Linked DNA regions of Homo sapiens: region 2 is linked to region 1. A link is a contact called in ENCODE Hi-C or POLR2A ChIA-PET data. All regions are on one chromosome and are shown on one strand. The core of a region is the stretch at or near the end of the contact, and the rest is flanking DNA. Distances in the headings are between cores, read along the strand shown. Region 1 holds the start of SNHG7 (small nucleolar RNA host gene 7). Region 2 holds the start of NRARP (NOTCH regulated ankyrin repeat protein).

Region 1 (4,110 bases), core at 1,228-3,727:
GTAGAGACAGGGTTTCACCATGTTGGCCAGGATGGTCATGAACTCCTGACCTCAGGTGATCCGCCCGCCTCAGCCTCCCAAAGTGTTGGCCTTACAGGCGTGAGCCACCGCACCTAGCCTGGGCTGACCTGCACAGAAGTGCCATCTACCTACCCTCTGACCTCTGTCATGTGACCTGGGGCAGGGGATGTGACATCTCCACCTTCTAAGTACCCCACTGTCATGGGGTAGCTCCTCTCTCAGGTGCTGGGGCTCAGGTCCTCTCCTGGGTCTCAGCAGGTCATGGTCTGCTCCGGGGCTATGCATACTGGTTTCAGTAAGTGCTTGGTAGATCTACCCCGCAGCATGGAGCAAGTGCTGGGTCGGGTGCAATGGACTCAGTATCTCTGAAGGAGGAGATGTCTCTTGCCCTCTCTCCACAGCTAGAGCTTTCACTAGCTACAGAGCTACAGCCAACTCCTGCACCAGCTCAGAAGGTAGAGCCAGCTCCGGCTACAACTCGGGTGCTAGTTCCAGGATCAGAGCCAGCTCCAGCAACAGCTCCAGCAGCACACCCAGAGACAGGGGCAGCTCTGGTCACTTCTGTGCCGGCTCCACTATAGCTCCAGCATCCGCCCTCTAGCCAGGACCAGTTCCAAAACCATTTGCATGGTTAGGGCCAAATATCAGCATCAGGTTCAGAAAAAGAGCCAGGGCCAGCATCAGCTACAGGCCCAGCTTCAGCACCGCGGCTCACACCAGTGCGGGTTCCTGTACCAGCTCAAGAACTATGGCCACAGCCAGCACAACTCCAGATCTCACTCCAGCTGCCGCACCAGCTCTACCACCTACTCCAGAAACAGAGGCAGCTCTATCACCAAATCTGGTGCCACCTCCGGTGACTGCTCGGGCACCGGCTCCAAAACCACTTCCAGAGTTTCAGCCAGTTCCAGGTGTAGACCTCAAGCCAGTGCCAGGTTCAGAGGAAGGGCCAGCTGCAGCACCACCTCCAGAGCCAGAGCTGGCACCAGATATAAAGCGATGGCTGATTCCACAACCAGAACCAGAATTAGAGGCAGCTCCAGAGCTACAGCCATCTCAGACCTGCACCAGCTTCAGAACGAGAGCCAGAGTTCCTGCCAGCTCTAGAGCGAAATCCAATCAAGAACCAGCTCTAGCACCATATCCAGAGCTAGGACCAGCTCTGACACTTTTCCCAGGGCAAAGACTAGCAACAGCAACACAGCTAGAGGCAGCTCCAGAGCATCGGTCCCCGGGGCAGAGCCAGCTTGTCTCCAACAACCGTGTCAGTGCTAGGACAGAGCCTGCACCATCTCTGGAGGTGGAGCCTGCTGTGGTGCCAGCTCCAGCCCCAACACCAGAGCTAGAACCCAGCCTGCTGGTGGGGCCACACAGGGAGGAGCCTCAGACCGCGCAGTTGCAGCCCAGTTGCAAAGTGTCCTGGGGTCCTGCGCTGGGGCTTTTCTTAGGAGCCCTGGGGTGTTTTCTGGCTTTGCAAAGGCAATGAAAATTTGAGTTGAATTTATCACCAGCTCCTGCTCCCTCTAAGCCAGTACCCGAGCTGGAGCCAGCTCCTATGCCAGCTCCCGCACCCCGGCCTTCCTGGCCTTTGCCTGTGGCTGCAGAGAGCAGGCTGAGCCAGAAGCCTCATCTCCTGGTGTCCCCTCCAGGCCTAAGGCTAGAGCGGTCTGCGCTGTGCAATGCGGAGGCTGCCCAGCCCCAGGACAGCAGCGCGGCCTTCCTCCCGGCCCCTGCGGCTCAGGCCTGTCATCCCCTGCTCTGGAGCTCGCGTCCTGGTCCGAGTCCCGGCGGCTCCACCGTTCGCAGCCCGGCGACCGCGGCGAGTCGCTTGGCCGCGAGGCCTCGGTGTCCCGCCCTGCGCGGTGACCGAGGTCCCAGGACACAGCGCAGACAGGGCGCTAGTCAGGCCTGGCCGCGGTAATCCCGCCTGCCGGGACCCTCGCCCGCCTCAGCACTCATTAGGCGCCTGGTGTGTACCCGCGCCCATGGCCGACACCGGCAGAGCCCCTGGTGGGGAAGGGACGGAGCGCGTCGCGGGAGCCCCATGCTGCCCGGGGTGGGCGCTGCTCGACAGTCACGGGAGCCGCCCCAATGGCTGGGACCACCGGGACCCACGGGCTCGTGGAGCGTCCTCCTGACCCGGCCTGGGAATCCTCCGCGAAAACGGGGAGCCGCGCGTGTCCGTGGCGTGCCCGGCACCCGGCGGGTCGGAAACGGCGCGGCCCTGGCTGCTGGCCCCGTGGGGCGGTCGCGGTGCAGGACACGGGTCACGGCGCTGCCGCTGCTCTGCGTGGCGAACCCACACGCCCGCCCGCCAGCCACTGAGCAGCGCCCACGTGCGGGCGCGGGGAGCTGAACGGCCGGGGACCGCTGGGGGGCGCTGCTTGGGCGGGGCGGATTGACTCTTGCGGGCCGCCGTACGCGCTATAAAAGGCGCGGCGCTTCCCTTCTCGTCCTCTGCGTGCGCCGGAGGCTGCCGTGGCGGGTGGGCCGCCTGACTTCTCCTCCCGGCCAGTTCTCGAGCGCCTCACCGGGCCTCGCCCTGCAGCCTCGCTCTCGCTGGCGCTGCGCGGCCTAGGGGACTGGGCTGCTGGCCTCCGGGTGCGGGGTGGGGGCAGGCTCCGACCTGGGGCGTCCTGGCCGCGCGAGCCGCGGGATGGGGGCCCGGGCCGCGGAGGAGGCGCCGCTGGTGTGTCCCTTGGTGGAGAGGGCGCTGCCGGCCCTGCGCGGTTTCCAGCCAGGAAGCTTCGGGAAGCCTGGTGAGAGCTGAGTGCGCGAATTCGGATCTTAGAGAAAGGCACCCCGTTCACCCACGACCCTTCCGCTCCTGCCGCTGCTTCCCTGAGTCGCTCAGGCTGTGGGAAGATGTTTGTCGGCATCTTTGAAAAATTGATTTCTTATGCTGCGTCAGGTGGTTTCCTTGTCACTGTGGCTGCTCAGCGGGAGGCTGTTCTGGCGGGAGGAGGACTGCTCGGTTGTCTGGTGGGCATTCCGCCTCGTGGTCCTGGTCCCTTGATACCTGCAGGGGATCAGCAGCCCGCGTTTCGTGGCCACTGTGTTGTAACTCCAACTTCCCCTCCCGCAAATTAAGCGTAGAGTAAGGGGAGAGAGTAACATGGGTCGGATTTTTCTAGAACGGCCCTTGTGACAGTGAGCTTTTTGGTGGCAGGGAGCTTCTTTGGTCCGCCTTCCTGGAGACCAGATGCAGCAAAACGCAGTCTTTTTCTTTTCGAGACAGAGTCTCAGTTGCCCAGGCTGGAGTGCAGTGGCGCGATCTCAGCTCACTACCACCTCTGCCTCCTGGGTTCAAGCGACTTTCCTGCTTCAGCCTCCAGAGTAGCTGGGATTACAGGCGCCAGCCACTAGGCCAGCTAACTTTTTTTTTTTTTTTTTTTAGAGAGACGGGTTTCACCGTGTTGGCCAGGCTGGTTTTGAACTCCTGACCTCAAGTGATCTGCCCGCCTCGGCCTCCCAAAAAACGCAGTGTTTATGTGATGCTCCTCTGTGGTGTTTGCAAGATTTATACAAAATTGCGGTTTCTTTTTTTCTCTAGGACGTCTGCTCACTGGAGATGACACGTGCGTGGGGTGTTGGGTAAGTTGGTGCATTGGAGCTGGAACAGGGTCAATCCTCCAATGTAACTAAGCCCTCCTGTGCAACATCTTAAGTGACTGGAGGGACCAGTCGGTCTTGTGTTCACATTGAGGCTAGAAGCTGTCTCCAGGGGAGTAAAAACGGATTATTTAGTCTTCAACAGGACACTGCCCCTAGAGGCGTTGCAGCTGTGGCTGCCGTGTCACATCTGTGTCATTAGGTGGCAGAGATTAGAGAGGCTATGTCTACGCTCAGCGTTCTGCCCCGTGAACGTTTGAATGTTTGATAGTCTCACACTCCTGTTTTGTGGACAGGCATCTGTTTTCCTTCGCTGGTATCTGGGAGAGAGGGTGGGCCCTGTGAGTGGGCTTTCTAACTCTCGCGCTGGGCTAGGCTGGCCTCTAGGGGTCTGAAGGGATAGTGGGAAGGTGGAGGGTGCCTTCACCAGGAGCAGCCTTCATGAGTGAGTTTTAAGAACCTGTGAGGATCGGTCAG
Region 2 (4,110 bases), core at 781-3,280, 570 kb before region 1:
CGATTTCACGCCCGTGGCGGGGCCCCGCGTTCCCACACCGAGCTCACACAGGGCCCCTTTGTTTGCCGCCGCCACGGATGCCGACGGCACTTTCTCCCAGGCCCTGCTCCTGGCCCACAGCATAGCCAAATGCCTTCTCCAGGCCCGGCTTGAGCCCACCTGGGCTTCGGCCTGTTTGCAAACCACCCACCCTCCAGGGGAGGCCCTGTGCCTGTTGAGCACCAAGGGCTCTGCCCACCCCCCAGTCATGCCCTCTGCCTCTTGCCAGTCTAGCCTGGCTGGGCCCTGGGCATATGCACAAAATCCATCAATGCCCAGGACAGAGCTCCTGCCCTCCTGACAGTGAGCTCAGAGCACCCTGCACACCCAGCCCTGGTCTGAGGTCCAGAGACACAGCCAGCACCAGGGACCAGCAGGCAGCCCAGCGGCTCCCCCTCCTTAAGAGGCCAAAGGTGCCCAGCAGAGCACGGCAGGCCAGGCCATGCCATCCCTGCCCCGGGCCTGGGCTCCACAGCGCCCATCTCTGTTCTGCTGGGGGCCTACTCCGGGACTCCACTGTGTCCTCACCTGCATATTGGGGAGCACCCCTCCACCCTCCGTGGCCCCCTTGAGAGCTCCTGGGAGAAGCAGTGAGGCCCAAAGGAGAGAGCTGAACAGAACCAGCGGGATCACGGCCCCAGGAAGACCAGAGCGAGCTCTGAGCTGTGCCTTTGAGGGACAGAGGTTCCCAGCCCACCAGGAGGACCCCAGGGCCTCAGGACCCTGCTCCGGTCAGCCAGGGTCTGTCCCGAAGGGAGCCTGCCCAGTTTTTCCTGCCAGTATGGGCACAGCATGGGGTGGGGACACACCCCTGTGGGGAGCCGGATGTGGGGACATGGAGCTGGTGGGCGGAAGCCTCCTCAGACAAGGCCTGGCATGGGGGTCTCCCCAGCCCGAGCTCAGAGCTGCCTGCGCGGAATTCCCGGCTTGGCTTCAGAAGGAATTCAAGCCCCAGCCTGCCTGGCCTCCTGCTCCGCGCCTGAGAATCACTCCTCCTTAATTTCCAACGACCACAGCGAGTTGTAAACTGTAAAACTCTAATGAGGAAATGCGCTGTGCTTCCCCTGCTAGTGCCTCCCGGTCAATTGTTAGAGTGGTCAATAAAAATGGGTTTTACAGTTTGGAAGCCAGGCGTTTCAGAATTCCCTTCTGGCCCTGGCGCCACACCTAGCCCTGCTCACCTGGGCAGGACCTATGTGTCCCGCATGCTGGTGCGTGGGCAGCAGAGGGAGGCAGGCCGCGGTCCCGACCCTCCCGCTGCGCCCCGGCCCGGGGCTTCCTCCCGAGAGGACAGCGGAACCCCCTTCACCGCCAGGCGATAGAAGCCGCGGTGGCCGGCCGGAGGCCCCTCGCATCAGTACGGTTGGGGCACACATAGGCTGAGCCGGCGGCCATGAGGCTGCCCGCGCGCGGGAAGGACCCGCGTGGCTGAAGGCCCCACGTCAGGGCCTGGAGTTGCCACCCGCGTGGACGGTGAGCCCGGAGGCGCGGGCTGGCCGGGGTCGCCGCGCGCCTCTCCGCTCAGAGGGGTCTCTCCTTCGCCACGGGCCTGAGATGCCCGCGAACCCCCTGCCCGGGAGAGGCCGCCCTCGGGGCCACCTGGCGGTCGCGCTCGGGTACCGGGCAAGGCCTGGGTCTGGCTGCTGAGGGAGCTTGGAATTCCCCGGGTGGCCGGAGGGAGAAGGGGCGGGACGACCGCAAAGAGACGCGGAGCGCCCGGGGGGCGCGCGGACGGCGGCGGCGACGGAGCTGGACCCCCCCGGCGGCCACCTGGCCTCCCCCGCCCAGGCGCTGCCGGCGACCAGCGCCCCCTGCCGCGAAGCGCGCCGCCGCCGGGACCCGCCCCCGGACCCCTGCGCACGGCACCGCCCACGCCCCGCCCCCATGTGGGCGCGGCCCAATCCCGGGGCCGCCGGCGCGCGCGTCACGGGCTGCCATTGTTATGCAAATATAAAGAAGGTAAAAGGCGCCCCGGCGCGGCGGGCGAGCTAGTGCTGCGGCGCGTGGGGAGGCGCCTTGGGACCGCGTGGGAGCCGCAGCCGAACCGAGTAGGGACCGGGACCGCGCGGCGCCGCCGTCCCCGGCCGGGCCCGGCCCCCGCGAGCCGAGCGCGCGCCCCCGTCGCCCACCCGGGCGCGGCTGGATGCGGCGGGGTCCCCGCGGCGGCGACCCCCGGCCCCGAGCGCCCGGAGCGCCCAGAGGCGGCGTGCGGGGCCCGGGGACGCCGCGCCCTCCATGCGCCGAGGCGCGCCCCGAGACAGCCGGGGGCCCGCGCCGCAGCCGCCGCCCGCGCTGAGCCCCGGCCCGGCCCGCGGCCCGCGCCCGGCGGCAGCATGAGCCAGGCCGAGCTGTCCACCTGCTCCGCGCCGCAGACGCAGCGCATCTTCCAGGAGGCTGTGCGCAAGGGCAACACGCAGGAGCTGCAGTCGCTGCTGCAGAACATGACCAACTGCGAGTTCAACGTGAACTCGTTCGGGCCCGAGGGCCAGACGGCGCTGCACCAGTCGGTCATCGACGGCAACCTGGAGCTCGTGAAGCTGCTGGTCAAGTTCGGCGCCGACATCCGCCTGGCCAACCGCGACGGCTGGAGCGCGCTGCACATCGCCGCGTTCGGTGGCCACCAGGACATCGTGCTCTATCTCATCACCAAGGCGAAGTACGCGGCCAGCGGCCGGTGATGCCCGCCGGGACCCCGGACCCCGGCCCTGCGCCCGCGTCGTCTCTGCTGTACCTTCCCGCCAACTACCTCGGTGCGCGCCCGGCTCGCAGGCCCCGCCAGAAGGCCCGTGGCCACGGCGAATACGGCGCGTGCGTCCCGGCCCCAGGGTCCGGCAGCCCCGCCGGCCGAGCGCCTCCCTGCGGCCTAGCCGGGCCCGGCCGGGCCGGAGCAGCTTCCCACGGCCCCCACCCGCTCGCCTGCCCGCCGCCTCGCGGGTGGGGGCGGGGCGCGGGCTCCAGCCCCTTTTGAAATTTGAGTCTCGCAACCAGCAAGTTCGGAATCCCGAGATACCGGATCCTCTGCGCAAAATGTTTTCTCCCGAAGGTGAAAGGCGGGCGGCGGGAGCCGAAGGCGGACTCGGAGCGCTCCGCCGCCGCCTTCAGGACCCGCCCGCAGGCCCGGGACGCGCCGATGCCGGCTGCAGCCGAGGAGCAGCCCCGAGGTCCGAGGTCCGCGCCGCTGGCGCGCGGCCGAGGAGACGCTCGGCTGTTCGCTGTTGCTGGTGTTCTAAACTATTTATCTTGTGTGTGTACATTTGTGGGTGGAGTTTGTGCGCCTGGTTTTTTTGTTTGGAAAACACTGCGTGGTCAATGTGGTTATGGGGGGGAGTGATGCATTTTTTTCTAGTCTTAAAACTAAAAACTTGAGTCTACCATTTCTTGGTTGCACTGAAAATACCGCCCAGCCTGATGGTGTTCCCGTGCTGTCCCTCCCCCTTCCCTTCTCCCCGCGTCTACCTCCCCACCCCGTTCTGTTCCCCCTCCCTCCTTCTCCCTCTCCCTCAAATCCGTGAGTTTTGGAAGCCCCAGGGCCTCTCTCCCCCGCCCCTCCTGGATGAGGCCACCATCCCCCAAACCGGCTTGTTTTGCAGTTTCCCCAGGATCCTGGAAGCTCGCTGGCGCTCGAGGGTGGCGGGGACACGGGGGGGTGGGTGAAGGTTCGTTACCTTTTCTAGTGCGTTCTATCATAGTTAACGGTTGCACACTTTTTTAAAAAAAGTAAATGGATTTGCCACAATTAAATGTCATAACATTTATGACAGAATATAAAATATTAACATATTTTAAGCCAAGTTTTAGGTGTATTTTTTGAATCTTGGTTATAAACCCAATTTTAAAGGGCGATGTATCCAGCGTTGTGAAGGCAACAGAGTGTACCCATATTTATATTTTTATAAAATACCTATAAGACTGTGAATCTCTTGTGCTAATGGCTGAGTTAATTGAAGGATCGTTTTGCCCCTTTTTAGCCTCCCAGAGCTTCGAGGACTCAATTCGAACCCGAAATCCTGCCGTGGGGGAGGGGTTGCGTCGAGACCTGGGCCCGGGGAGGTTCTCCTGCGTCACTTTCTG

What was found. A loop is a pair of places that touch in the nucleus more often than their neighbours do. ChIA-PET counts read pairs that join two places held with the same protein, here RNA polymerase II (POLR2A). Pooled maps may share reads with other maps.
Region 2: a loop to region 1 is called in a pooled map, with 5 times the contacts of the local background. The contact joins the promoter of NRARP here to the promoter of SNHG7 in region 1. A Hi-C loop is called at or near these places in 2 of 50 pooled maps. POLR2A ChIA-PET finds 5 or more read pairs at or near these places in 2 of 52 experiments (activated CD4-positive, alpha-beta T cell and activated T-cell).

Annotation. Positions count from the first base shown.
Region 1 is chr9:136,726,551-136,730,660 of GRCh38, reverse strand. SNHG7 (small nucleolar RNA host gene 7) reads left to right here and starts at 2,477. Exons shown (of 5, transcript NR_024543.1): 1 at 2,477-2,780; 2 at 3,575-3,615. LOC124900276 (cuticle collagen 2-like) reads left to right here and starts at 2,477. Exons shown (of 5, transcript XM_047424334.1): 1 at 2,477-2,780; 2 at 3,575-3,615. SNORA17A (small nucleolar RNA, H/ACA box 17A) reads left to right here and starts at 3,782; the gene lies at 3,782-3,914. RefSeq lists an enhancer at 1,130-1,279 and silencers at 1,727-1,896, 2,050-2,729.
Region 2 is chr9:137,300,191-137,304,300 of GRCh38, reverse strand. It overlaps NRARP (NOTCH regulated ankyrin repeat protein), which reads left to right and starts at 2,030. Exons shown (of 1, transcript NM_001004354.3): 1 at 2,030-4,110. The coding sequence starts at 2,373. The coding sequence ends at 2,717. RefSeq lists silencers at 1,471-2,110, 2,793-2,872, 2,943-3,002, 3,123-3,172 and an enhancer at 1,813-2,731.